Linked DNA regions of Homo sapiens: region 2 is linked to region 1. The links are chromatin loops, found by intact Hi-C in ENCODE. Cell type or tissue: natural killer cell. All regions are shown on one strand. Each heading gives the region's core, and the rest is flanking DNA. Links, peaks and the distances in the headings are about the cores only.

The links. Peaks named below come from ENCODE experiments on the same cell type or tissue, not always from the same donor. Only the 100,000 strongest peaks of a DNase experiment are listed, where the experiment ranks them.
Region 2: a loop joins it to region 1, with 4 times the contacts of the local background. A loop is called at or near these places in 2 of 110 quality-filtered maps.

The regions. Positions count from the first base shown.
Region 1 is chr22:27,142,514-27,157,798 of GRCh38, forward strand. It overlaps LOC107985534 (a long non-coding RNA gene), which reads left to right. Exons shown (of 3, transcript XR_001755607.2): 2 at 946-1,016; 3 at 4,211-6,711. Among named protein-coding and RNA genes, the nearest start is that of LINC01638, 75 kb to the right of the region's middle. In natural killer cell, for the core only: no CTCF peak of the experiment used is centred there; a DNase peak (open chromatin) is centred at 8,158.
Region 2 is chr22:27,075,683-27,090,967 of GRCh38, forward strand. No RefSeq gene overlaps it. Among named protein-coding and RNA genes, the nearest start is that of LINC01638, 140 kb to the right of the region's middle. In natural killer cell, for the core only: no CTCF peak of the experiment used is centred there; no DNase peak of the experiment used is centred there.

The sequences.
Region 1 (15,285 bases), core at 3,656-11,655:
TTAAAAATGAAGTTGACTAAGCTATAGGTTTTGGAGGTGGGGGGTGCTGCAGTCACTGGTGTGGGCATCAAAAAACCTGGATATCAGTCCCGTTCTCCCATTTTCTTTGGATAACTTCCCAGTCTTCTTCACCTGCGCTCCTCATTTCCTTAGTCATTTGCCAACTCTTTTTTTTTTCTTTTTTTTTGAGAGAGAGAGAGAGAGAGAGAGAGAGAGAGAGAGTCTCGGCATTTTTTTGAGACACAGAGAGTCTCACTCCATCACCCAGGCTGGAGTGCAGTGGCACAGTCTTGGCTCACTGCAACCTCTGCCTCCTGGGTTCAAGCAATTCTCCTGCCTCAGCCTCCCTAGTAGCTGGAATTACAGGTGTGCACCACCACACCCTGCTAATTTTTTGTATTTTTTTTAGCAGAGACTGGGTTTCACCATGTTGGCCAGGTTGGTCTCGAACTTCACACCTCAAGTGATCCACCCACCTTGTCCTTCCAAAGTGCTGGGATTACAGTTGTGAGCCACTACGCCTGGCCTTTTTGCCAGCTCTTTATTGTGCACCTACTATGTGCACTCGGAAAGAGTTACAGAGAAGAGCAAATCAGACAGGGTTGTTCTTGCCCTTGGGAAGCTCATGCTCTGGAGGGGGACACAGAGCTGAGCTGTGGATCACTGATCATGTAAAAGACAAAGCTCTAGTTTGATGAGGGCTGTAGAGAGGGGATATAGGTTGCTGTGCACTGGGGCCAAGATATAGATAGAGATCAAGATGGTAGAGGAAGGTAGAGGAAGTGCAGGTGCTAACACAGGTGAAGCTGGTGTGTAAGATGAATGTGGGAGTGAAAGTGGAGAGCACTGGAGCCAGCACCTGCCACAACCCCTGTGGACCACTCTCCACCCTGCTCCTCTATGCTTGGTGCTCAGGACAATAACCATGTGGTGTGTCTTTCACAGCACTGATGACTTCAGGTTGCAGCCAGCCATCAGGGAGCCAGCAATAGATGCAAGGATTGGAGGACTCTGAGGTGGGTATATTGTCTCTTCCAGCTTCCTGCATGTAGGGACACTATAGGGCAAGCTGCATTGTCAAGGACCTTCCCACACGGCCTCCTCTCCCCACTCTGTCCCCTGTCCTTCCAGGCCTGGGGGTGGCAGCTCCCCACTGTTACTAGCCCTTGGGGTTCTCCCCTACCTTTGAAAATAGTTCCTGGCTGGGTGTGGTGGCTCATGCCTGTAATCCCAGCACTTTGGGAGGCTGAGGCGGGCAGATCACCTGCGGTCAGGAGTTCGAGACAAGCCTGACCAACATGGAGAAACCCCATCTCTACTGAAAATACAAAATTAGCCAGGCGTGGTGGCGCACACCTGTAATCCCAGCTACACGGGAGGCCGAGGCAGGAGAATCACTTGAACCCAGGAGGCAGAGGTTGCGATGAGCCAAGATTGCACCACTGCACTCCAGCCTGGGCAACAAGAGTGAAACTGTGTTTCAAAAAAAAAAGAAAATAGTTTCTTTTTTCAAAGTCTCCTAAACTGACCCATCTGGGGCTCTCACTTATATAGCTTGGATCACAGAGGCTTGCGGAGATTTATCTTAAGAGCCTCAGGACCCCACTGAGGGTCTTGAGATGCAGTAACATTATCCAGTTTGTATTCTTAGAACTTTTTCTCTGATATAATTGCACATTTACAAAATAGTTGTGAGAATAGTACTGCTCTGTGTCGAAGTGTGTCATCTCAAAAAAGAGATGCTGATGTCCTAATCCCCAGTGCCTTGCAATGGGATCTTCTTTGGAAATGGGGTCTTGTCCGAGGTAACAGAGTAAAAATGAGGTCACTAGGGTGAACCCTAATCCTCCATGACTGGGGTCCTTTTAGAAAGGGGAAATGTGGACAGAGACAGGCATGCACAGAGGGAAGATGATGTGAAGACACACAGGAAGAAGGCCATGTAGAGATTGGAGGAATCCTGCTGTAAGCTAAGGAATGTTTGAGGCCACTAGAAGCAGGAAAAGACGAGGAAGAATCCTTCCCCTACAGGTTGGATGGAGCATGGCCCTGCTGATACCTCAAGCACAGATTTCTGGCCTCCGGAGCTATGGCTCAACACATTTCTGCTGTTCTAAGCCACCCAGTTTTGGGTACTTTATTCTGTCAGCCCCTAGAGCAATACATTTCTCTTTGCTTTTCTCCAGCTTCAGCAATTGGAAATGTTTTGTCACATTTCTCTTTTCTTGGGGTGGGGGGGGGGTGCAGGACAGGGTCTCGCTTTTGTCGCCCAGGCTGAAGTGCAGTGACACGATCTCGGCTCACTGCAACTTCCGCCTCCCAGGTTCAAGCAATTCTCCTGCCTCAGTCTCCTGAGTAGGTGGGACTACAGGTGCGCAGCACCACACCTGGCTAATTTTTGTATTTTTGGTAGAGACGGGGTTTCACCATGTTGGCCAAGCTGGTCTCGAACTCCTGACCTCAGATGAGCCACCCTCCTTGGCCTCCGAAAGTGCTGGGATTACAGGCGTGAGCCACCACACTTGGCCATTGTCACATTTCTTAATCATTTTCTGATTAAATTTATCACCAAATATATAGAAGCTTGCTCTCTCTATATAGGTATACACACACACACACACACACACACACACACACACACACACACACATAAGTATGTACATAAATTAAATTTTTTCTAAACTATTTGATAAAATTGTGGTTTTGATGCTTCATTTCCACAGTGACCAATTATCCTGGTTTGCCTGGTATTTTCCTAGCTCTAGCACAGAAAGCCCTACACATTGGGAAACCCCTCAGCGTCCTGAGCAAACCGGGACAGTTGCTCACCCTCTCATTAAATAGTTCAGTGTGCAGTTTCTAAGTACCAAAGCAAACTCGTACATGGCCACAGTAGAATCACGAAAACAGGAGAATTCACCATGGATGCGCGCACTAGCCTTTCCAGCAGCCCCTACTCAAATTCCACCAGTGGTCCTAATAACACACTTCGGAAATGTTTCCCCATGATCTCTGGGCTAGGATCGCACATTGCATTTAGATGTCATGTTTCTTGAGTTTCTCCTGAGTATCCAACTCTTTATTCTAGAACCATTTCTCAGTCTTTTCTTTTTAATGACCTTAATAATGGATCACAGACCACTGAATAAAGTAAGAATTCATTCTGATAATAAATAGATAAAGGAAAGAAGACACAACCCTTCCTCACACTAGGCAGCCAACTAATAATTGTGGAGGGACCGGGCACGGTGGCTCACGCCTGTAATCCCAGCACTTTGGGAGGCTGAGGCGGGTGGACCACCTGAGGTCAGGCATTCAAGACCAGCCTGGCCAATGTGATGAAACCCTGTCTCTACTAAAAATACAAAAAAGTGTCCAGGCTTGGTGGTGGGTGCCTGTAATTCTAGCTGCTCGGGAGCCTGAAGCAGGAGAATCGCTTGAACCCGGGAGGCAGTGGTTGCAGTGTGCCGAGATCGCATCATTGCGCTCCAGCCTGGGTGACAAGGGAAAACTCCATCTCGAAATTAAATAAAAATAAAAATAAAAATAATTATTAGCAAATCGGTATTTGCAACCACCATGACAGGAGCAGGTTCAGGCAGCTATTACGGAAGAACGCTAAAGCCAGGGAATAAGAATGCGATGGGAATCAGGAGTTGCAGTTTTAATGTTGTCCAGGTAGAGATTTAGGCCAGGCACTCCAGTCATAGAAGAAGTTACTTACTTTGATTGGTCTGACGCCATTGGCACACCAGCTCCATGAGATAGGCAGCTGTTTTGCTCACTGTGGTAGCACCAGCACTTAGACAAGCTCCTGAGACATAAAAGATGCTCAACAAATACCTGTAATGTGAATGAGTGAATGGTTGAGGAAGTTCTCATTTGAGCAGAGGGTGGCAAAAGAGAAATATTAACAAGTTCTGCTGGATCCAATCCCCTTTCCCACAAGTGTGTATTTTCTTCTGTACCAGGTTCCAAAGCAGAAATGACAGTGAGCATCCACTCTTTTAAATGTTAACAGTTTAATAAACATGAATCACCAAAAAGTGCTTTTACAGTAAGGCTAATGGAGCCGAGTTTATTCCATTTTGTTGCATGGTTAACTAGATCCGAATAATTACCAGCTCCACATTTATAGATGCCTGTTTTAAGGTTATTTTTATGTTGCTCTGTGAGGTGAAGGCTCTTGTTTTCTCTTCTGGTTTTATAGGCTAATATGGAGTAGAATGCTCAGTAAATGCCAGCTGCAGTGGGGTGGCCATCCCAGGGGATGATGCCCCAGTGCCCAGGTCCTCTGTGCAAGTTCATCCCAAGCTGTGCCATCCCTTCCAAATCCTTCACAAGCCAGATGCAGGAGCGAATCTTGTCACTGAGTTGCAGTCATGGCCTAAGGGTGTTTCAGGATAAACAGAAGAAGCAGAGGACAGCTGATCTGGATGTGTTGCCTCCCCCACTAACATTATTGTTACCCTCTTGGAATTAGAGACCATGCCAGCCTGTATCTCCTCCTTCCTCTCTGTCCTGTGCAGAGCTGAGTGTGTCCTCAATGTTTACATAAAATGCCATAAATCATGGAATCTTTAAGCACAAGAGACCTCAGAGGCCAACTCCAAGCCACAAACAAGGAACCCTGAATCGAAAGGGAATCTAAAGCTTCAGGCAAAGAGAGAGGAGATTGGATGGTGTGTCAAGCACAGTGCTACCCCCTTTATAGGCATGGCATTGAGGTAGGACATGGGACTTGACTCTGGAGGCAGGGCTCAGGTACGGGACCAAACTGAAGACTAGCTAAAATAGGGACAGGGTGAAAACACCTTTCCATAGGAAATGCCTGTCAGTGTGCCATGTCAGTTTATCATTGCCATGGCAACACCTGGAAGTTACTGCCCCTTTCCATGGCAACAACCCGATGACTGGAAAGTTTCCAACCCTTTTCTAGAAATTTCTGCATAATGCACCCTTTAATTTGCATATAATTAAAAGTGGGTATAAATATGACTGCAGGACTGCCTCTGAGCTGCTACTCTGGGCACATTGCCTATGGGGTAGCCCTGCTCTGCAAGAAGAAGTACCTCTGCTGCTGTGGTACACTGCCACTTCAAGAAAAGTTGCTAACACCACTGGCTAGCCCTTGAAGCCCTTGAATTATTTCCTAGGCAAAGCCAAGAACTCTCGCAAGCTAAACCCCAATTTGGGGGGCTCACCTGCCCTGCATCAGCGTAATTTAATACTCACAGCTACCCTCCAAAGCCAGCATCATGATACCCACCTGAGAGGTCAGAAAACCGAGACACGGAGTGATGGCGGCTGACTCAGTTCCCCTAGCTGGGACTCACAGCTGGATGCAAGCTGCCTAACCTGAGGCTTCAGGCTCTATCCACAGTCTGCAGGCATACTGACTGGCCTCTGTTTATGCATCTGTGAAATGGGGATGATGAGGGCAAGTATTCATACTATGCCCCACCCAGCAGGCTTCAGGCAATGAGGAACTATAAGCATGGATGTGAATGTGTTCTGGACATGGAATGGATGATACAAAGAGAATGGATACTCAGGTGCCCAGAGAGCCCTGGCTTTGTTCCTGGAAGTGGTCAGATAAAAAAACCAAAAAAAAAAAAACAGTTTGGATGTGGAGTCAGGAAGAACTAGGTTCAAATATTACCTTTTCCACTTAATCAGTGCCTGACCTTTGGCAGGTAACTCTACCAACCCTTCCACCCGCCTTTTGTAAATATTCACAGAGTGAGGGTCATGTGCAAGATACAGAAGTCAGTCTGGATTCAAATAGGCTCTGCTGGGGTGACATGTAGGAATCTGCACAAGTGATTTGTCATCGTCACCATCATCATCACTGAGGCACAGCACACATATAATACAATGCATAAATCTAAAAGCAAAACCTGAAGAATTTCTGCATGTGCATAGTGTTGTAGACTAAATTGTGTCCTCCCACCCCCTGAAAAGTTATCTATTGAAGTCCTGACCTTCATAACTTGGGAAAATGGCTGTATTTGAAGACAAGATCTTTAAAGAAGTAAAGTAAAATGAGGCCATTAGGGTGGGCCCTAATCCATTTTACTGATGTCATGCACGGATGCATGTGTACAGAGGAAAGGCCATGTGAGGACACGGCGAGAAGACGGCCACCTGCAAGCCAAGGAGAGAGATCTCAAGAGAGACCAAACCTGCTGGCCCCTGATCTTACACTTCCAGCTTCCAGAATTGTAAGAAAGTAAACTTCGGTTGTCCAACCTACCCAGTCTGTGGTATTTTGTTATGGTAGCCTGGTCAGACTAATACACATAACCTTGTGTAACCAGCACTACGATTAGGAGCAGAATATTTCCAATAACCCAGCAGCCCCTGCCATCATGACCTTCTCAATCTTGCCCTCTACCCCCAGAAGTAATCATTGCTCTGATCCCTGTTATCATCAACTAGTTCTGTCCATTTCTGAACTTCATATAGGTGGAACCATACAATATGTTTCCTTTGTGCCTGGCTTCTTTGACTCAGCATTCCATTTCTGAAATGCATCTTTCCTATTGGGTGCAGCCGTCATTCATTCTTTTTCTTTGCTGTATAATATTCCACCGTGTGACTTCATCACAGTTTGTTTATCCATTTCCCCATTGATACACATTTTGGTTGTTTCTATTTTTTAGCTCTTTTGAATAAAGCTCTTATGGGCATTCTTGTGCAAGTCTTCAATAGCCCTGCACACTCGTTTTTCGAGGGGTATATACTCAGGAATAAAATTGCTGAGTCACAGCTTAAATGTATATTTAGCTTTAATTAATGTTAGAGTTTGTGCTTTAACCTTTCCGCACCTCGCCTTCCTCATCCGTAAAATGGTGCCTGACACCTAAGGCTGTTACGAGGATTAAATGTGATTATCTATGTAAAGTATGAAGAAAAAAGCTAGATGCAGAATGATATGTAGGGCTAGATACCATTTATATAAAGTTTAAAAACCTGCATGAGCAACACGACATAATGTTTATGGATACATAATCGTGTAATAAACATTTAAAAACATCTATTGGCATAATAAACTCCAAATTTAGGCTGGTGGTAGGAGGATAGGAGGGAAAACTGAGATTAGGGTTGGCACACAGAGGGTGATTCTATCTGCAGTGTCTTGTTCAAGAAGAAAAAAATCTGCAGCAAAGAGACCATAAGGTTAAGATTTTTAAAAGCTGGTGTTTATGATATTATCTCTATCTTTATCTGTATGTTGGAAACACTTTTCATTAAATCAGATACATTATTACTAAATATATAATATTAATCTACAAAATATTAATACCATGTAAGATTTACATACTGCCCAGGACACAGTATGCAAATGAGTTCTAGTTATTGTTATTATTAATACTAATTGCCTATTGTATGCCAGATTCTACATCCAAGGGCTCTGGCATGCTGGGTGAATCACACCTAGAAAACTAAATCCAATCCAGACACTGTAGATGCAGCTGTCGCATAGTGCTTGGCTCAGAGTAGGTTCTCAGGAAACGCGAGCTTTTGTAATTTTCTTAAAATGCTCGAACGTCACTAAGCATGCTGGCTTTGGCTAAACATGTCAGCCCTTCTGGGTGTCCCAATCTAACCAAACCAACAAACAAAGAAACCCAGAAAACCAGGCATTGAAGGGAGTCACAGAATACTGCTCCTAGCTTAGCCAGAGAGCCTGGCCCGGTGAATGATTCCATTTCTCTGGACACACGCACAGAGTACCCAACAACCAGGCTGCTCATGACAACGGGCTCCAGCTTTAACAAATGTAGCACTAGCACTATTTATTTTCCAAACGTGGTTGAGTTTCGACTCAAGGGGATGCAGTTAGGAAAAATAATGACCAGGAAACACACACACACACAAGCACACACACACACATGCACACACACGCATGCATGCACACATTGGCTCACACAGAATAAGACAACGGCAACCAGACTTCCTGGGTTAGGAGGGGCAGGAAATGGAAAAGATAAACATAAAGAAAAGGAGCTTCTTTTGTATCACTTTAAGAGGAAGAAAAAAGCCCATCAGGCATGCATGCGTGTGTGCGCATGTACGTGTGTGTGCATGTGCGTGTGTGTTGAAAGGACAGCAATTGAGTGAAGAGGGAACAAGTGTGGTTTGCTTAGAAGACGAGGGGACTTCCTTGACACCAGCCCATAATCCAGCCACCAAAAAGGTGCTTTCTGATTTGCGTTGCACAAGTTGGTTGATCATAATAAGCACACATTTCATTTTAATAATGTATTGGGCAAGAACAAGGGTTCCTCAGCCCCATTAAAACAGTGCCCCAGCCTAGCATAGCATGCTGGATGGAATGCTATTTCTGGGCTCTGGTGAAAGTGGAGCAGAGGAAGTAATTGTGCCGCTAATTGCTCCATCTCGGGCTTGGTTTACAGTGATATTAATGCCCTGGTCTCCAGTAGATCAGCTTCATAAAGAGAGAGAGAGAAATAGCAGCCCATTAGAATGGGAACAGGAGAAACTGGAGCAGGTGGGGGAGGTTCCATGCTTGGGTCTGCTTTGCCGGTTGAATTTCGCTGGTGAAATCTTGTGGGATACTGAGGGGGTTTCTTCTGAAGCCAATGGCATTTGAAGCCTCTGGGTTTGAGATCAGGCTCTGCCATTTTCAAACTATGTGCTGGTCCCCCTCTGAAACTCAGTTTGTTCATCTGCAAAATGGAGCTATGCCATCTGCCCTTAGGGTGACAATTTACAATGAAGAGTGTCTAGCACTGTGCCTGGCACACAGCCATTCATGCTGGCTGGCCCTAATTTTCAAAGGAAAGAAGAAATGAGACTCTTCAAAGGCAAGCAGTTTGGTAAGGAAGGCAAAATCTCAAATGGGGACTAATGGAAAATAGCTCAGGATTGGGGAAGGCTCTGTAAGAAAGGGAGCCAGGTGCTGCTGAGGGACTTGCCTGAGACAGCTGAGTGGGTGCAAATGGCAGGCTGAATTCTTCAAAGCACCAGATTCATTTCATAACAGTATTGACCAGTGAAAGTGGAGAAAAGAGAAAAGTTTGTTTTTTTTGTTTTTTTTTTTTTTTTTTAAGACAGGGTCTGATTGTGTCACCCAGGCTAGAGGGCAGTGTTGTGATCGCAGCTCACTGCAACCTCTGCCTCCCTGGCTCAAGTGATTCTCCCCCCTCAGGCTGCTTAGTAGCTGGGACTACAGGCACCTGCCACCATCACTGGCTATTTTTTAAAAATTTTTTGTAGAGATGGAGTTTCACCATGTTGCCTAGGCTGATCTCGAACTCCTGAGCTCAAGTGATCCACCTGCCTCGGCCTCCCAAAGTGCTGGGATTACAGGCATGAGCCACTGTGCTTCGTTGAGAAAAGCTCTTTGTTAACCTCCTAATGGGTGCTTTAACCGTCTCATGTAATATTCTGTCCTTATAATGATGCTATTTTCCTCTTTTCCTGACATCTGTTGATTCTGCCAGCCCAATTTCCAATCTTCCTTCTTTATGCTAAAGATATGTTGATTTTCTTCCCGAAAAACATTCTCATGTGCTTCTAATAGGGTTGTTCTCTGACTGCTATGGGAGAGCAGGAGTCCAGCCATGGTTTAGCCCTGATTAATAAGTGCGTTCCATTCCTCTGGTATTAGTGATGGTCAGAGAGATGGGCATGTGATAAATTCCAGAAATGAGACTTGATTGCAGGACTTTAGCTGTGACTATCAGGAAAGGGCTGTTTTTTCAATGACAAGGGCTGAACAATAACAGGATGTAGGCTTAGAGTTATTGGCATCCCCTTTGTCATCATGAGGGAAGGTCCTGCCTAAGAATGAAACCAGCACAAAGAAAGCAGAGTGGAGATGAGATACAGTTCTGAGAACACTCTGTGAGCACCTAGATCCAACCATATCTGAAGCTAGTAGAGCTTTTGATTTTACAGTTCTGCGAACTAATACATTCCTCGTCTCTCACGCAAGTTGAATTGGGTTTCTGTTACTCAAATCTGAAAGGATCCTGATGCATCCAATTTTTATATGGACAATATATCACTCAGAGAAGCTAGGAAAATATACTTGCCTGGAACCACACAGCTATTTGATAGAGAAGCCATCATCAACCAAATTTTCCTGAATCCTGAATCCATAATCCCAACCACTGGGTAGTTCTGCTACTGACATTAGAGACTGTTTTTCATTGCTGTCATTGTTGTTGAAAATTTAGGATGGTAATAGCAATAAGTCAGTTGGAAGAGAATAATTAGCTACTGTTGCTGCCATGACTTTTGTACTTTATGATTCTTCCAGGCCTCACTGGTTCTGGAGGTGATGTTTGCTAATTGTGGCCACATTGACATTCAGGGGCATGCTGAACCATGTCTTGAGTTTCTTTCAAATAGCCCTCATTTGCCTTTCTATCCTCAACCACTAACCCTAAGGGCCAGCTGGAGGTAGATTTTTTAAAAATATTTTTTCTTTTCATATTTTTAATATGATTTTATTTGTAAATAGTTTATGATTCCCAAGAAGTTGCAAAAATTGTCACGAGAGTTCCTATGTACCCTTCACCCAGCCTCCCCTAATGATAATATCTTACATGACCATAGTAAAGTTATCAAAACCTGTAAATTGACATTAGTATAATACTATTAATTCGAAAATAACCTAATTTGGATTTCACTGGAGATTTGTTGTTGTTTTTTTTTGTATTTTTGTATTTTTTTTTTTTTTTTTTTTTTTTTTGTAGAGACAGGTTTTCACCATGTCACCCAGGCTGGTCTGGAACTCCTGGACTCAAGCAGGACTCAATCAAGTGCTGGGATTACAGGGATGAGCCACCATGCCCAGCCCTGGATTTCTATACTTTTATGTGAACTTTGCATGTGTGTGTGTGTGTGTGTGTGTGTGTGTGTGTGTGTGTATAAAATTCCATGAAATCCTATCATATATAAATTTGAGTAACGATTACCATGACCAAGATACACAACTGTTGATCATCACAAAAAAACTCAGGCTACCCCTGATAGCCACACCCCACCCCAACCACTCTTGGTAACCACTGATGGGTTCTCCACCATCGTAATGATGTCACTTCGAGAATGTTATGGAAATGAATCACCCAGCCCATCGCCTTCTGAGACTGGCTTTCTTTCATTTGCCATAATGCCTTTGAGATCCATCCAGGGTGTTGCATGTATTAATGATCTTTCCCTTTTCATTGCTGAGTAGTATTTCATCACATGAATGTATCACAGTTTGTTTAAACACTCAACTATTGAAGGACATCTGGGTTATTTCCTGTTTGGGGCTATCATGAATAAACCTGCTACAAACTTTCATGTATAGATTTTTGTGTGAAGATAAATTTTTGTTTCTCTACAGTAAATATCCAGGAGTGAGAATGCTGGGTCATATGATAAGTGTATGTTTAACTTCATAAGAAACTGCCCAGCTGTTTTCCAGAACATTTCCCCAGCAATGGAGTGTGGGGCATGTAACCGTCTTGTCCATCTTCTCTAGATGAGCAGTACCGCACTTGGAGATTGTCCCTGGATCACAGAAAACATACTCTTCTGCTTTAGTAACTGTACTCAGAGCAAACAGGAAATGAAATCCAGACAAGCACGGTGGCTCATGTCTGTAATGCCAGCACATTGGGAGGCCAAGGAGGGAGGATCACTTTAGGCTAGAAGTTTGAAACCAGCCTGGGCAACATAGGGAGACCCCGTTTCTACAAAAAAATAAAAAATAACAATTAATGGGGCATTGTGGAGTATACTGTCGTCCTAGCTACTTGGGAGGCTGAGGAAGGAGGATCACTTGAGCCCAGGAGTTGAAGGCTGCAGGGAGCTATGATTGCATCACTGTACTCCAGCCTGGGCAACAAGCGAGACCCTATTTCTAAAAATAAAAATGAAAGACAGACATGAAATTCAAAACTTGCATCCAAAGCCAACTTTTATTTAATTTTTTCCTCATTAGAAGCACAGTGCTTACTCACAATAAGAATATCTGGCAAAATTTAGCAAAGGATAAAGAAGAAATAAAAGTCTTCCACAACTTCACACTCAGGACAAAATCACAGTTTCAGGGTTGAAATCTCAGAGCTCATTCCAACTCCTTTAAATCTCCACATCTTGCCATCCACCCTCCCAGGTAAATGCAACATTCCCTTTTCCCTTTAGTTAAAAAAAAAAAAAAAAGTGGAAAACAAAACAAAACAAAACAAAACAAAAAAATCGGAGGGGAAATAACACCCAAGGCCTTGACCCTTTTCCTCTCCTATCGGCCTGCTCTTCAGCAAACAGGAGTTTCCTTTTACAGACCTCAAGAATAGACACGTTTCTCGTCTATTCCTGTCGCACGCCTCAAGGTTGCGCGGCCCGTTCTTATCAGCAGAAGGCACCTGGTGCATTGTGGGAGAGCCGGCTGGGTGGGAGCCCTTTCCAGAGAGGTTTCCTCCTGCTAGGCCCCTGGTCAGCCGCCTTGCTGACCCGGAGTTGATTATTGCTTCTCCTCACAACTTCCTCCTCCACCACTTTTTCTTGATTAGAGGATCCCCAACCCAGGAGAGACACCCTCTGAGAGTGTCCCCAGAAGGCCCTTAGCCAGGAGGCATTTGTAAGAAAGTTTAAGCTGTTCATTGAGGGGAGAGGGCAGCCTCTAGGGGAAATAAGAACATCCCAGGGTCCACTCAGTCCCAGCAGCGTAGACTCCAAATCTCGGCAAATGTGAGATTGGTATAGTCTTCCCAGGAGCTCCAGTGTTCTGATGATCCGAATTTTTATTTTATTTTATTTTTTTGACATGGGGTCTCATTCTGTCTCCCAAGCTGGAGTGCATGGCACAATCATACCTTACTGCAGCCTTGAACTCCTGTGCTCAAGCAATCCTCCTGCCTCAACCTCTGGAATAGCTGGGACTATAGATGTGCACCGCCAAGGCTGTCTAATTTTTTGTTTTTTGTAGAGATGGGGTCTTGCTATGTTGCCCAGGCTGATCTCAAATTCCTGAACTCAAGAGGTCCTCTGTCTCAGCCTCCCAAAGTGTTGGGATTATAGATATGAGCCACTGCACCCAGCCCGATTTTTATTATATATATATAATTTTTATTATATATAATAAATAAATAAATAAATAAATATATATATATATATTTCCCATGGTTGGGGATATTCGTTCAAGTTCATGGTGAGAATTCTAATCTGAGAGTGTTTTGCAGTTTTCAAAAGCTCAGGCCCAGTTACTCTCCCATTTCATCCTTAGAATAACCCTTAGCTGAAATTGCTATTATTTTTCCAGTTTTATAAATGAGATACAGGATGGAATAACACAGAGGGGAAAGGACTGGCTCAAGATCACCCAGCCAGGAAGTGACAGAACCAGCATTCTGAGCCAGCTACGCCTGGCTCTGACTACCGGCTATTTCCAACACCCTTCTCCTGGGCCTCAGTGTCCCCATCTGCACTAAATAGGGCTTATTCTTGATCATCTCCATGGCTCCTTCTCATCTGAACTTTTGATGACTCTGCTTCAGGATCAAATATTTGCAAAATCCAGCTCAATATGGGGCCTTGACTTCTGGAACTGAAAACGCGAACAAAGTCAGCTGAGACTTTGCCAAAATGGGAGAAATTGGCCCAGACCCACTCCATCACACACTGATCATGGCACCTGCAGGGAAGGTCAGGCAATCAGACAGGAGAGGAAGGGAAAATGAGATACCAGAGCAATGAGCTTACAGCCATTTTAGGGCTTTGGGGAAAAAAAGTCACAATTAATATGAAATATTCTGGGAGAATGGAAACTTATAACAAAAATCATCAGAAAGCTCCTTGCTTAGGAAGACCATACTTAACATTTAGCTCAAACAGTTCTAACCATCTCTCTCACATATGTGTTTATAGATGAAGAGCCATGGTTTTCAGACATGGCAGCCCCCTCATGTCCCATCATGGTTTGACTTATGCCCTTGGATGAATTCCTTCTTGTGCTCATAAGTGGCCATCTGATGTTCGTGGTGTCAGAATATTCCAGTACTTAAATACAGCGCAATATGTCAAACTAGTGCCTTAGTGATGGGTCTTTCCATAGTTTTCAAATGCTTGCTGTTATGATCAACCCAAAACTGAAATGAGATTTAGATGAAAGATATTGTAGGTACAGATCGCAATATAAATGTGTGTATAGGTAACTAGATTGATATTTAAAGAAGATTTTAACCACTGGTATCAGATTTTACCTTACACTGAGGACTGGCTTTTGGCGGGGGGTCAATGTCTTAACAGCTGATCAATTTTAAGGTGAAAGGTGGAGCCTGAGATTCTCTCTTTAACTTATGGGGCCCAACCTAGGCCGAATGGCAGGTACAGAGTGGGTTCTCTGTAATCATCACTTTCTCCTTTTTTCTTATTCCAGCCTCCCTTTGGAGACAACAAAGAGGCAGCTCTCATTGAATAATTCATTCAAAAATTCAAACAAGGACTTCACACCTCCCATGTGCCAGATTCTATTCTGCATTTGGGATGTAGCCATAAAGAAGGCAGGGCCTTCACTTCCAAGGGGCTTGCAGGCGAGGGAAAAACGCCCAGATGAACCTTGAGGTGGGGTTGAGCTGTGGTGTGAAGAGTTCATTCAAAGAGGCACGCACAAGGTCAAGGGTGACGGATGCTGCTTGGAGGTTTTGGGGGGTAGGTGGCAATGGCCAGTGAACACCTTCTAGTGGAGGAGACGCCAAAGCTGGGCTGGGCGGGAGTGGGTGGTGATAGGAATTTTCGGGAGGAAAGTGCATCTCAGAGAGATGGAAGAAAGTGGTAAATGCAGGGGACTAAGGGAAAGGGAAAGTGGCCAGGCACAGTAGCTCCTTTGCAAGTGGCAGGTGAGCAGGGCCCCCATGGTTCATTACATTCAGTAATGGAGGCAAAAATAAGATACTCACAGGAGCTGGGCTGGGAATAGATGGTGAACAGGAGTCACCCATCCTGTTTCCAGGGCCCGCTGGTGCCAGGCACCAGTGAAGGATGTCCCATGAGGGTGTGGGTTACATGTGGTCAGCTCCCGTCATTTCTCAGGAGGTGGTGAAAATCACAACTTTGATGCGAACACCTCCTTATTTTTAAATGTTGGCAAAGGATTCGATATAAAAAAATGCACTGAAATTTTACAACTACTGTAAAAACAACCCCCCACCCCCCAACCGCCGGCCCCACCCCCAGCCCTCACCTCTATCCTAAAATGCGGTTTGGCTACACAGAAGGCATCCAGGGAGATAATTCTCCCAACAGGGACCCAGTTGGCCA
Region 2 (15,285 bases), core at 4,874-12,873, 66 kb before region 1:
TAATTTTGATGCCTGGGCTCAAATCTCCAAATATTTTTATGCAGTTGTTTTGGGACAGAGCCTGGTATTGGTATTTTTAAGAAACACCCTGACAGATAGTACCAATTGGTGCTAGTCAGCATAAAGGCTTTGTCCACAGGAAACTCAAGGAAGTTAGCACTATTCTTTCTCATCTCCAATGTGCTTGTTTCACTGATAGAGTAATTGGAACCCAGAGAGGGAGGTGACCTGCCTGGGCCACACAGCAGGTGGAACAGCACCTTCAACGTCTAGAAAACCTGGAGGGACCCTGGGCTAGTACAAAAGTTGAGCAGCAGCTCCCCCACGTCCCTGCTCGAGGGCTTCTCTGTCAACCCCAGCCCCATGGGAAATCTGTAGGCTCAATTCACTTCTTGCATGGCTACACTCCAGCCACAAAGGAACCCAAACATGTTAAATTCTCCTTCCTCATTTGTTCTCTGACCCATTTCACGTCTGAGTGCCACTCAGCAAACCCACCTGCTGTCTTCAGCCCCGGCCGAGGGAGAGGCAGGAAGAATTAAAGCTGGCCCTCCAGCTTAGGTTCAATGTGTCATGCTTAGGTTCAAACGTGACTTCTCTGGACTGTAATGCCAGAAAGGGCATCAATGAAAAGAATCATTGCCAAGCTTTGCAGGGTTTTGTCAGTGGCAAATCCCTTCCACATGGGAGGAGGATCAGGGCAGAATGAAGGGTGCCGGCTCTGCTCTCTGACTGGCCCCCTGGTCCAAATGCTGGTTGCTTCTCTGGGGATCTTATGGTGACCCAATGCAAACAAATAATATTTCCAGTCTTATGTTTTATCATCTGGAGAATAGGGTAATAGTACCTTCCTCCTAAGTTTCCTATAAACGTTTTTGAAGTGTGTCTTGAGTATGATAAAAATACTTAATAAACGTGAACTGAGGAGGGGAGGGAGAAGAAGGTGGAGGAGGAAAGGAAGAAGAAAAAAAGACAGAAGGAAAAGGAAGAGGAAAAGGAGGAAGAAGAAGAGTTGGAAGAGGAGAAGGAGATGATAATGATGTTGGTGATGATGGAGCTATTCTGCTTATTACTTCAGTGAATACTTATGACCCATGGTAGACGGAGTAACTAGGATGTACAGATGATACATGACTTGTCTGTGTTCATCCAGAAAGCTGAGAGCAAAGCATAGACCAGAACTCATCTTTCCTCACTGAACATTCAATAAAGTCTGTGAAGATGATTGCATTAGGAGACTTGGGAGAGATCCTGTTTCTCTTGGAGTTGTCTAAAGCCCTGAGGATGGGTTTCCTCCTGGCCACCCACTTCCCCCAGCATCTTTGTGAGAAGATGAATAGTGCAATGCATAGAGAACGGAATCCCAGCTCTGCACCAGCCGGTAGCTCTGGGTCTTTGAACAAGCCACTCCCTCTCCCAAAGCCTCAGTTTCCCATCTCATCATTGGGAAAGGGGTCAGACTAGGGGTCAGAAATCAGTGCTGAGGCTCCAGAAGCACTGATTTCTGGGACTCTCTCACATCCTGCTGTGATTCACACTTCACAATCAGTCCCAGGAGGTTCCGTGATTCTCTGGGGCCATTTAACAGCTTCCGAATTCTATGTATGGGGGATTCGACTGATGTCTGGGGAGTTCTCTGGTGGAAAAGTGTCTTTCAATAGATGTAGACTCAGGAGGTAGTTTCTCTGGAGACAGCAGAGCATGGGAGGATGAAGATAGGAGAAAATCTCCAAGGCTTCCTGGGTCCCAAAGGCTGCAGGAGGAAAAGCCATAGAAGTGCATGTTTCTTGTGAGCCTGCTTTTTAACCAACATAGTGTCAGGAGCATTTATGTGGGTTGTCTCAGAGAATCCTCCAATCCACCAAACCATGCAAGTGTCATGGCTCTCAGGTAGCAGGTGAATGAACTAAGGCTGGATGGACTCACCTTGGACTCCATGTCTAGGAGGTGATGACATCAGGTGTTTTGACTTAGAGTCCAGTGCTCACTGCTGGACCATGTCTGCTTCTCATGGGTGGGAGCCCAGCTTTGGACTGGGTTCTCTGGGCAGGGCTGTAGAAGAATGGTGGGGGCTGACCCTGTCCCATGGAGCTGACAGTGAAGTCCACAAGAAGAGACAGATAGGCACAGGCAGTGACAGCAGAATCAAGAATCAAGCAGATGTGATGTTAGAGGCAAAGGTCGAGGCAAGAAGCCATGAACAGACAAAAAGCCCTGGACTAGCCTTCGGTGTCCTGTGTTCAAGTCCTGGCTCTAACACTAACTATATATTTTTAACTTTTATTTTAAGTTCAGGTTTGGTATATAGGTAAACTTGTGGCATCTCTTGTACATGATTATTCCATGACTCAGGTAATAAGCCTAGTATCCATTAGTTATTTTTCCTGATCCTCTCCCTCCTCCAAACCTCCACCCTTTGGTAGGCCCCAGCGTGTGTGGTTCCCCTATGTGTCCATGTGTTTTCATCATTTAGCTCCCATTTATAAGTGAGAATATGTGATGGTTGGTTTTCTATTCCTGTGTTAGTTTGCTAAGGATAATGGCCTCCAGCTCCATCCACGTTCCAGCAAAGGACATGATCTTGTTCTTTTTCACAGCTGTATAGTATTCCATGATGTGTATGTACCACATTTTCTTTATCCAGTCTACCATTGATGGGCATTTAGGTTGATTCCATGCCTTTGCTATTATGAATAGTGCAGTGAACATATGCATGCGTGTGTCTTTATGATAGAATGATTTATATTTCTTTGGGTATCTACCCAGTAATAAGATTGCTTGGTTGAATGGTATTTATGTTTTTGTTCTTTGAGGAATTACCACACTGCTTTCCACAATGGTTGAACTAATTTACACTCCCACCAACAGTGTATAAGCGTTCCTTTTTCTCCACATCCTCACCAGCATCTTATTTTTTTGACTTTTTAGTAATAGCCACTCTGGCTGGTGTGAGATGGTGTCTCATTGTGGTTTTGATTTGTATTTCTTTAATCATCAGTGATGTTGAGCTTTTTTTTCACATGCTTCTTGGCTGCATGTACGTCTTCTTTTGAAAAGAACAAAAGAATGTATCTGTATATGTCTTTCACCAAGTTTTTTAATGGGTTTCCTTTCTTGTAAATGTGTTTATGTTCCTTATAGATGCTGGATATTAGACCTTTGTCAGATGCATAGTTTGCAAACATTTTCTCCCCTTTTGTAGGTTGTCTGCTCACCATGGACAGAAGTCTGCTTCCTCCTTGACCAACACTACCTTCCTGAAGCTCCTCTCTTTCAGCTCCCATGGCCTCCCCTGGGCTTTTTCTTTAGGGAGGAGCACAGAACGGGTAAGAGCTGAGGTTTTCTTTAGTAACAGGATGGGTAAGAACCCACGAGGAGAAACAGAGTTTCTTGCCCTTCTCCTCACCTCCCCTGCCATCCTGTGGGCACTTGGTGCCTGCTTGTCAGGGAGAAAAGAAGGAAATGCACTTATTACCTAAAAATGCCAAGAATGAAGACAGGAAGGTTTGTTTTTGACATTTGTAATGTAGAATCTTTATTCACATGGTGGTTAGAAGCATAGAGCCTGGAGTTAGACTCTGTGGGCTTGCAGTGCCAGCTCCACTGGACCCCAGCTGTGTGACCTTGGGCAAGTGAGTTCACTTCTCTGAGCCTCAGCTTCTTCATCTGTAAAATGGGGACAATCACTTCCCCTCTGTGAGTATCAGCTTTCCCATCTGCATTGGGAATTCATAAGTATGCTGATAATCACTGTCTACTTACCAATTTCTCTCTTGGGTGACTTCCTAAAAGCAATCACAATAATAGCTAATGTATATAGTAATGTGCTCACTGCATGCCAGACACGGTTCTGGGCATGTCACATGTATTAATTAACTCATTTGATTGTTCTACAAACCTGTGAGTTGTGTGCTATTACTACAGCAACTACTAGACAAATGGGGAAATGGGGGCTCTGAGTGGTTTAGTCTGTTGGTTGAGTCCACCTATCATTATTATTATTATTATTATTATTATTATTATTATTATTATTTTGAGAGACAGGGTCTTGCTCTGCCTGCCAGGCTAGGAGTGCAATGGTGCAATCATAGCTCACTGCAGCCTCAAAATCTTGGGTTGAAGCAATCTTCCCACCTCAGCTTTCAAGTAGCTGGGATTACAGGTGTTCTCCACCAGGCCTGGCCTCTTTTTAATTTTTTGTAGAGATGGGGACCTTGCTACGTTGCTTATGCTGGTCTCAAGCTCCTGTGTTCAAGAGATCCTCCAGCCTCAGCCTCTCAAAATGCTGGGATTACAAAAGTGAGCCACCATGCCCAGCCAAATGCACTTACCCTTAAAGTGGCAGAGCTGAGATTGGAACTCAGGTTCCATGACTCCCTAGGCCTCCTGACACCTGAGACATGGTCTGAGAGGCAGGCTGCCGTGGGTACCCACATGTACCACAGGTACTCACCTGGGCTTGCCAGCCTGACTCAGAGTCCGTTCCCCTCCATGCACAGTGCTGCCTCCCCCTCCCTGGCGGAGCAATCTTGCTGAGCCCTCCACAGGGCTCTGGCCAAGGTCTGGACTGATTATTGACAAATTAAAAATATAAGCTATTGACCAGATGCCGGGATGGAGTCCCAGAGCTGCAGACCTGAATCTCAATGAGGCAGCTGAGCGTGAAGATCGATTCTGCAGGTGGAGGAGGAGGCGGACAAATTGCCCCATGCATAATGCAGAATCTGATGTTCTGGTTAATAACTGCCTGGTGGGGAACAGACAGGGGGTGGCCTGCCTGAGTCAGCTCTCTCACCATCCAGGAAGGCTCCCACCTTTTACACTCCAGATCCAGCCCTCAACAGTCCCATTGGAGAAGGAATCGCTAACTCCATTTTATGGACAAGCACATTTAGAGACCCACAGGTATTGTCCAAGGCTGAAAGCCACTAAGTGTGAGGGCTGGGATTTGAACCCAGGTCCTCCTAACTACAAAGCCTGGTGCTTAGAGGCTCAAGCAAACTATGGTTTCAATCCCAGCTCCATCTCTTCTATCTCCATGTTTTCTGTGTGACTTTGGGAAAATCACCATACCTCTCTGAACCTCAGCTTCCTTCCTCTCTTTAAAAAGGTGGATAATAAAATCTACTTTAAAAGACTGTTGTAGGGATGAAAGAGAAGGCTAGGCGTGGTGCTTTCTGTGTTGGACATCTTCTGTGTGCCCCTCTCAATCCTCTTTCTTCTCCCCCACCCCACTGCTATTGGATTCAGGCAGCTGACTGTGGGCCATTTCAGCGGTGTCCCTTGCTCTCTGGCTTCCAGTATGGCTCAGCCAATGGGAGGTGATGTCAGGAAATTGGAGGGTGGGAGGAGTGAGGTTGGGATATTTCTTCCCTCTGTTCCCTCCCTGCCTGGCTCTGGGTCAGCTGTGGCTAGGTTGCTCTACCCAGTGTTTCTCACAGAGGCAGCCACAGCTGCCTCCAGCATCCAGTATCACTCACCTCCTCCAGCACCCTTCAGCCTAGGGCTGGAAGGGCTCCCTGCTACTCCTCCCTGCAAAGGTGCTGCATCGTCCCTATTGCTCTTTCTGTCTTCCTCCAACGCTGTCATTAATATCCTATTGTTAAACTCTCCTTGGTTATCCCACCGAATATACCATCTCTTGTCTAATGTTCCACTTTGTAAACTGTGGTACAGAGGCAAAAAGCTATACTAAAAATCATTGCCATCTGTGTTGCTCTCGTCAATTAGTGTCTCTCTCTTTCATTCATCCATCCATCTCCCTCTAACATCCCTCAGTGAGCACTCATCCCACTAAATCTAAACATACCAGTTTATACAGGGGCTGCCTCTACTGGGCGGTGACCTCCTCGAGGGCAGAGCATGAGGTTATGCAACACTGCTTCTCCATGTACAACACCTTCACGGGGCCATGGACCAAAGAAGGGCTCAGGGAGTGTTTGGTAAATAAATAAATGAGTCGTAGATGACTTTTTGAGGCCACACAGTGAAATTCTGACATGGAACTAGAATTCAGGTCTCCCAGCTCTCAGAACAAGGATCTGAAAATGTCTGCTGGACGAATAAGTGAACAAAATACGGATAGATGAATGGCACCCCCAGAGACAACAGATGAAAAGTACTTCTTCCTTATCCCTGCCTCACTGGTGCTCAACTGGGGGTGATTTTTGCTCTCCCTACCCCGTGAGGAGACATTTTGGCAACTTCTTGAGATATTTTTGGTTGTTTGATATTTGGTGGGGGGTATGCTACTGGCATCTGGTGGCCCTACCGTCCAGGGGTGCTATGAAACATCCTACAGCCCCCAGAGCAGAGAATTATTTGCCCCAGAGTGTCCAGTCACCGAGATTGCAGAGGCTGGGAAATGCTGCCTTACCAATACACACCTTCTGAGGCACCTGCCAACACAAATGGCCCCAAACTGAGGGAGGCTTTTCTAATTTTACTGAATTGACTGGAAACTTTCTCTTATTATAAAAATGTGTTTATAATAAAAAATGTAAAAAAATACACAAAAATAGAAGGAAGAAAATGAAACATGGTCACCAATTCCCCAACCTACTGTTAATTTTATGGTGAATATCCTTCTACTAATATTTCCGAATTGATGTAGCCCCATCCAGACACATGCTCACACACATATCAAAGTCATTTTAAAAATACAGTTTCCTGTGTATTTTCACCGTATTATATCTTAATCACTAGTCTTTCACAAGTTTTCTAAATGGCCATACAGAATTCCATCTTATGTACCATCCGTAACAACCTATGAATATGTAAGACGATTCCAACCTCTGTGTCTACGATCTTCTCTGAAGATGAGTTCCTGGACATCGGATCACTGGGTCAGAAACCACAAATTTCTAAGGTACACGACGGGCAGCCAGATACCTTCCAGAAAAATGACTCTTCCTCCTGCCATGGTCAAGGGATCTATCTTGACTTCCTCTTGCCAACATGAAATAAACGCATTAAAAATGTGTTCCAAACCCACCATTTCCTCCTAGTGAAATTGGCTATGTGCATGTTTTTCATCTGTTCATTTAGTCATTTGCATTTCTTCTTCTGGGAGCTGTCCATTTCTGTTGACTCTTTTCCTCCAAGGGTTTTAATGTTTTCTATTAGATATGCAAGAGCTTTGTAAAAAAATATTGAGGGCACTAAGCATTTGTTTATCACAAGCGTTGCAAATATTTTTCATCAGTTCACCAGTTGGATTTTCATTTCATTTATGATGGCTTTAGTCATACCAATTTTTTTCCAGTTTAATTTCAGGTACACAAATCTATCCAATTTTCCCCTTCTTTGTGATTCATTTCTTTGTTTTTCTTTTTAAGAAATGCCTTCCTCTCCCTGGTACCATTAACTCCCCATTTTTGTCTGCAAATTTTTTATTAAATTTTACATTTGACTCTGAGTTTACAAAATCCATCTGGAATTTATTTGGTTGAATAAAGTGAGAATCTATGTTGATCTCCTTCCTTACTTTCCCCCACAAAGCCCAATATTCCCAGGGGAGGATTTGCAAGGTGACATCTAGTACACTCACCCCACCTGCGCCAGCCTGGGAGAAGTAGCAGGGCTGGACTCTCCAGCTATCACAGCATAGCCAGAGCTCTGCTGTGGGAGCTGCATCCCAGACCGCTCCTTGGTTATCTCAGAGGCTGGGATGGGCCCAGCACCATTGGAGCCCAGAAAATGAGGGATATGCTGGCCTCCCTTCTGCAGGGGATTCTGAGACTACCTTATAGCAGTTAGGCCCTCCAAATGCCTAGCGTTGCCTGACATGTAGGTCTGCTGCAACCTGCCTGAATCTATTTACTTTATGTTTTGCCCTTGAAGTTAATTCAAATTGGAAGCAGAAGCCACCATGGTCAGATGCCTCCTGTGTTTGCTGTAAAAACTGCCCTGACCACGTTCTTTATTATAGTGTCCTGTGTCCCCAGGGTGAGGGGTGTCGGAGCAGCCTGGTGGATAGAGGGGGACCAGGCTGGGCCTGGGTGTCAGGCAGACTCCACTGACCCCTAAAATCTCTGCTGCATGACATTAAGCAAGGCTCTCTCTCTACCTCACTAAGTGCTGCATATTTCCTATGTTAAATGGGATCTGCCCTGTTTACCCATACGAAGTTAACACATGCGGATTGCTTTCCACTGTGATCAAAACACAATGGGGCTGGACAAGGTGGCTCATACCTCTAATCCCAGCTCTTTGGGAGACCAAGGCGGGCAGAATGCTTGAGCCCAGGAGTTTGAGACCAGCTTGGGCAACTTGGTAAGACCCCCATCTCTATAAAAGATAGAAAACCTGGTCAGGTGTGGTGGTGCTCACCTGTGGTCCCAGTTTCTCGGGGAGCTGAGGCAGAGAGATTGCTTGAGCCCAAAAGTTCGAGGCTGCAGTAAGCTATGATTGCACCACTGCACTCTAGCCTGGGCAACAGAGCAAGATCCTGTCTCAAAGAGAAAGAAAACACATAAAAGAAAAAAACAAAACAAGAAAAGAAAATGCCAACACCACAATGGGTATCTGCTCAAGAAATAGAACTACAAAAATTATGCAACTATTTTCCACTTTCAAAGCAAGAACATTCCTGTCTCACCCAGGAGTTTGGTTTGCTTCTGTTTATGAGCTGGGGAGAATTACATAACTATCCAGGCTCTATTTTCTGTGTTGGCTTCCAGGAAAGTGTTACCTAAGGAGGCAGTGGGTGAAGAGGTTAAGAGTATGGGCTCTGAATGTAGAGTCCCTGGGCTTACCTCTGCTAGCAGTGCTCCCTGGCTGAGGCATCTTTTCCGGCCTAGCCTCTTCAAGCCTCAGTTTTTCTCATCTGAAAGTTAGAAACTAGACACTCTCCTTCTGAAAGTTTCAAGGATTAAACAAGATAGTCCATTTGAAAAATGCTTATCCCGTTGGCTGCCAGATAGAAAGCCCCCCTATTCCATTTCACAGAGCTTCAAAATTTCCATTCATTTATTCATTCATTTATTATTTTTCACCTCTGTATTTCCCAACACCTGGTACATAGTAGGGGCTCAACTGAATAATTCTTAAATAAATGAATTTGTAGAGCATTATCGTGAGTCAAGTTCTAGGCTAGTCACCACAGATACTCCGAGCTCAGGATCTAGCAGGAAAGACAGACACAAAACAACAAAATAAAACAAAGCAAAACAAAACATTTTAGGGTTGTTACTGTCACAAAAGAGACATGCCTAACATTTGAAAGGATTGTAAGGGCGGTATTGGTCCCATCTGAGCTAGCAGGAGCAGGTGATGCCTCAGATGGATTCTGAATCCAGGTAGGAGTTTGCTGGGTGGAGACACATGTTCTCAGCACATACATGAGCTCCCATAGTTCTGAGCCTTATCAACCTTGAGTAGTGTCTTCCCATTTTATAGCCAGGAAGCCTGAAGTCCAGGGAGGTTACAAGACTCTTCCTTGGTCACACAGATAAAAATGATGAAGACTAAGCTCAGTTGTTGAGCTTTTAGAGCCAATGTCTTATTCTAGAGCTACCTTAGACCTTATGTAGATGCCAAGGTTAGGGTGGGAGGGTTTTAAATGACAAATGTAGGAAACGTTCCTCAGACCCTGCAGTCATTTTCCCCAGATTATCCTGTCTTCCTTCTCTCTGTTATCACAGTCTGTGATTGGACCATTTACACAAATGCCTTTAAATCCTTTGAGAATCTAGCCTCCAAGTACTGTTCATTCTCCCTCCTAGAGAGCCCTTGGATCTGTACATCTCTCTGTCAGTCATCTCAAGCCAAGTTGCTACTGAGGCCCCCTCATTGGGTCTCCCAGCTTCTACTCCTTCCCATCTATGATCAACATCACAGCCAGAAACATTATTTCAAATCACATATATGATCACATTAGGTCCCTAACACCCTCCATGGCTCCCACTGTCCCTGGGATGAAGTCAAAACTCCTTGGCATGGTCCACAAGGTCCTGCATGACCTGACTCTTGCTGACCTCTCCAGCTTCATCTCTGGAAATCTTCCCCTTCTTACCCCCACTTCCTTGAGCTGCATCATTCTTTCCATTTCCAAAAGATGTACTGCTGATTCTTGCCTCTGGGCCTTAGCATGTGTGATTCCCTCTGCATCCTCCCCTTCCTCATGATCACCTAACTAACTTCAGCTCTTCCTCCGTGGAGCTTCAGTTTAGGACTCACCAGAAGCCTTCTGGGGCTGCCATCAGGATGGTGCGTACTACATGGTAAGATAATTGTCTGCCTGCCCTAGCCCTGCATTTCTCAAAGTGTGCACCATGGAACATCTATATCAGCAGCACCAGGGAGCCCATTAAAATGCAGATTCCCAAACCCCACGCCAGGCCTCCTGCCTCAGCATCTCTTGAAAATGGATTCTTTACATTTTTAAAACAATTTTTTACCATGGACATTCTCAAACATACACAAAAGTAGAAAGGATAGTATAAAGCAACGTGTAGTCTAGTAGCAGCAACAGCAGAACCCTCTGGCATTGTTAGACCTGCAGCATCTGCCCCCAATCCCAGACCTGTTGGATGTGAGTATCTGGAGTAGCTTCCAGAAATCTGCATTTGACAAGCCCTGCAGGAGGTTCTGCTGCCCACTCAAGTTTGAGCTGCATGAACAACTCCCACAGCTCTCTACTCCTAGCCCGTCTTGTTCTAGCTACACCACTTCTCCCTCAATTTACTGCCTCTTGTCTTAATTTGGAGCCAATCTAGACACTGTGTCATTTCATCCTTGGATATTGCTGTATGCATCTCTAAGAGATATGGACTATTTAAAAAATACATTTTAAATTCTAACCACTATGTCATTATCCCCTTGGGTCATTCTAACATGTGTCAAGTCTGAGATGCTGCTGTGGATATTCTGTGTGTTCTGGGAGGGCAGGGGCCAGGGCAGTCCTCATCACCGTAAGCACTCGCCAATATCCTGCTGAATGTCAGCAGTTTGAATGGGAACGCGGACTGCACAAGGAGATCGGGGACGGGAAGAGTTAAACTCTTCACAGGAGGAAGGAGCCAGACTTCACTGGCAAAAGGAATTTTTTTTTCTTTCTTTCTGCCTTTGCAGCCCCAAGCCTGGAGCTTGGTACTCTAGGGAAGGCACCAATCAGATTGTTGCCTGCATGTTGGAAAATATTTATGTCACCTACCAAGCTGGGAGCATACTCAGCAGGCTTCCCGGGGCCTCCTGATAGACAAGGTCGCATCCCAGCAGCTGTGAGAAAGGAGGCGTGCCGGCCTGGCAGCTGTGCTGGGCGCCGGGAGGCTGCCAGCGAACGTGGCATCACACAGGAGAGGGAGATGCACTTCTGTGACCCCCCGCTCTCAGGCAGTGGGTGATGGGGCATCCCCGCTGCGTGAGACAGCTCCTGGGAGCACAGACCAGCTGGGGGCAGGGGGTGGGGGCCTGAGAAAGGACAAGCTAAGGGCACGGACAAGAGGATGGGGTAAGGATGAGCCAGGCATTTACAAGGTGCTGGCACCATGCTAGGTGCTCTGCAAGTGTTATCTCTCAGTAAATCTTTGTCACATTCCTTGCCATGGTTAGGATCATGCCCATTTTACAGATGAGGAAACTGAGGTTTTGAGAAAGTCCGTGAAAAATGGAGCTGGGACTCGATTTCTAATTTGTCTTTCTTAGATCCTGCATACATCACAGATGTTTACCATTTGGCCATAACTCTGACACGAAAAAAAACAACACCAACAACAATCTATCTATCTACTTATCTATCTACTTACTATCTGTCCATTCATCCACCCATCTATCCATTCAATCTGTCTATCTACCCCATTTGTCCATCTATTTATTTTCCATCCATCCAAATCTGTCTCCCTCCCTATCTACCCATCTCGTCATCCATTCTAATCTATCCATCTATCTATCTATGTATCTATCTATCTATCTATATATCTATCTACCTATCTATTATCTATCTATCCATCCATCTATCTATCAATTTATCAACTTAAATTCGACAGTGAAATCTCATCCTACAGCATTGGAAAGACCTCTAATTTTGATCACAAGCAACAACAGCAAGACCTCAAAATCATGTATCTGAAAATATCAAGCTGGGACACCAATGACCAGCTTCATGGTCCTACCACTATCATCAGGATGCAAACTGCCACAGGCTGCCGTTCCCAGTGGTTAACAGTGTGGGCTCTGGAGCCAGACTTCCTGGGTGCAAATTCCACTTGGGCAAGTTACTTCTTCTCCCTGTGCCTCAGTTCCTCAACTATTAAATTGAGATATTGATAGGCCTTCTAACATACGTTTTGAATATTAAATCAATGAATATTTGTAAGATGCTTAGGACAGTGCCTAGCACTGGGTACTCTTATATATAGCTGTTGTCCCAATTACTCTGGCTGTGTAAAAAAATGACTCCAAAATTCAGTGGTGTAAAGCAACCACAAGTTATTTATTATGCTCATGGAATCTGTGGGTTAGGAGTTCAGGCAGGCCACATGAAGCTGAACATGAAGTCTTTGCTTCATGTTCTCTAGGATTTCAACTGGAATTCGTGAAGTCTGGAAGCTGGAATCTCTGAAATCTAATACACTCACATATTTGACATTTGTGGTGGTTTATAAGCTAAGACTTTATCTGGGACTAGAGCCCAGAATATCCACCCACATGTGGCTTCTCCATGGATCTTGGGCTTCCTCACAACATGGCAGTTGGTTTCAAGACTGAGCATCCCAAGACAAAGAAGGCCAGGTGGAAGCTCCATCTTTACAACCTAGCCTCAGAAGTCACATAGTATCACTATTAATATAAATTTGTCAGAGCAGTCTACAAGCCCTCCCACGTTCAAGAGGAGGGGGAAAAGATTTTACTTCTTGATGGAATATGGTACGGCATTCGAATAAGGTAGGATTGGAAATATTGCTGTGACTGTTTAGGGAAATTTCATCTGCAGCAGCCATGATTGGCTATACTCAAGCTGCGAGCATTGGGAACTTGGGGAAGAGGGTCTCAGGGAACCCCTGTAGCCAGGATTACACCTCCCTGGGTTCACCCACAATTCTTCCTTCCAAGATCTGGTCACCTCCCCAATATACTCAGGTACATTCCCCACCTTCCATCCCTCAACCTCATTTTGGTTTCCAGGTGCTCCAACTGCATTCCTCTTGCCCCAAAAGTGTGCTGTTTCCTTTCCCCTCTTGAGAACATCTAGGGCCATATTTTCAGGCAGGAAGACATTTAACAAAACACAGGAAGGGCCCCTGGCTTATGTCTGCACTTTTTCCTCTAGGCATGGAAGGACCATAGGCCTGGGTCCCAAATGGAAGAATGGGAAAATGTAGGAGAATCAACTCAGAGATATTTATGCTATGAACGAGGCCCAGGCCCAACTCAGAGAGGCAAAGATTGCCTGCCCCCTGTGTCTCCTCTCTCCATGCCAAGGAAAGGCATGGGGCATAGATAGGCAGTAGAAGGGGAGCTGGAAGCCTTGACAGAGGCAGCAAAGAATTGAGAAACCCAGTCTAGCTTCAGCTGGCATCTAGGCAGTTGATGGGGCCAGATAGGATACCTTGGATGTGAGCCACAAAAACACAACTGAAACAACTTAAATATGTTACCAGACCCAGGGAGACTTCTTCGAGCTCTTAGCCCAAATGAAATTTTATAATCACCTGTGTGGCTGTTTGGTTCAACTCTTAGTCCCCACAGCCCCCACCTAACCTGTGTTTCCAGGGACCTGGCATCCTGTGTTGGGAAAGACTGTGCCTTGTACTAGGTGACAGACGTGACAGAACATGTTATTAGCTAATTAAATAATCCATTCAATAAATCAACCTCACTGAGTGCCAATTCCATGCCAGGCACTGTCCTAGGGCCCGGGGATGTGGCAGCAAATGAAACTGGCACAGCTCTTATCATCATGGAATTTGATTCTAGCAGAAGACAATGGACTACAAGATAAATAAATGTGTGCTATAATGTCAGAGTGCAGGGAGCTCTCTGAAAAAGTTAAAAGGGGGGAAAAGGATAAAGAGTGACAGGGGAGTTGCTAATTTACATCAAAAGTAATTAGAGAAGGCCTTGAGGAAGTGGTGAAATTTGAGCAGAGACCTAGCAAAAGAAGGGAGGAAGCCACGCGGGTGCAGGAGAAAGAGCATTTCTGGCAGAGGAGACAGCAGGTGCAAAGGGCCTGAGGTAAGTCTGAGCAGCAGCAAAGTCAGGGTGATTGGAGTGGAGTAAGGTGGAAGAATAATGAGGGATAGGTGGAGGGCAGCTATGTGGGGCCCCGTAGGGCACAGTAAGGATGCTGGGAATTTCAGAATAAGTTGTGTACATGATAAAATGAATGAATAAATGAATGAAACCATGGAGACACGGATGGGTGGATGGATGGATGCTTACATGCATGTTTGGAAGATTGGATGCACAAACAGATGTGTGGACGGACAGATGGATGAGCAGATGAACAAATGGTTTGGTGGAGTGCATGTGTGGATAGGTGAATGGATGGAGAGATGGATGGATAGATGGATAGATGGATGGAGGAACAGATGGATGGTTGGACCCTAGAAACACACACTAAGATAAACCTCCTTCGTTCCTTTTTTTTTTTGAGACAGAGTTTCACTGTTGTCACCCAGGCTGGAGTGCAATGGCGCGATCTCGGCTCACTGCAACCTACGCCTCCTGGGTTCAAGGGATTATCCTGCCTCAGCCTCCCGAGTAGCTGGGATTTCCTTCGTTCTTTTTCAGGACTGCCTTTCCATTTTCTGACCCATATTACAGTCCCACCCCAGCAAGAGAAACACCCCAGGAAGAGCAAGGCATGGCCCAGCTGATGCCCAGCTGCTCTCAGGAGCACAGGCTGAGCCTTAAATAATGCCTCCTCCTCAGGAAGAGCCGTTCTGGTGGCGCGGGCACCAAGAGGCGTTTGGGGCAGGCAGCCGTCACTAACAGATTCATTAAGCTCACTCCAGAGCAACGATAAAAAATCAATTTAGTTCACCAGGCAGCTTGAACAGGAGCCAGGAGCAGGGGAGCCCTCCCATCCGTGAGCTGGGGGCGTGCAAAGAGGTGCCGTGGAATCGGCGGGGGCCAGAGCATGGCAGTGCTCCATTGTCGAGGAACTCCCCCACCACCGCAGGGTTGCAAGAGCTCTGATGGGAAGGCCTGCCAGGGGAGGCGACGGGCGCAGGGTGGATGCCTCTGTAGCACCCCAGGCAGCTCTGCAGACACACCCGCCTCACTGGCACGCAGGCCATGATCTCTCTCCCCCACTGCCTTGACTCGTTAATTTATATTTTA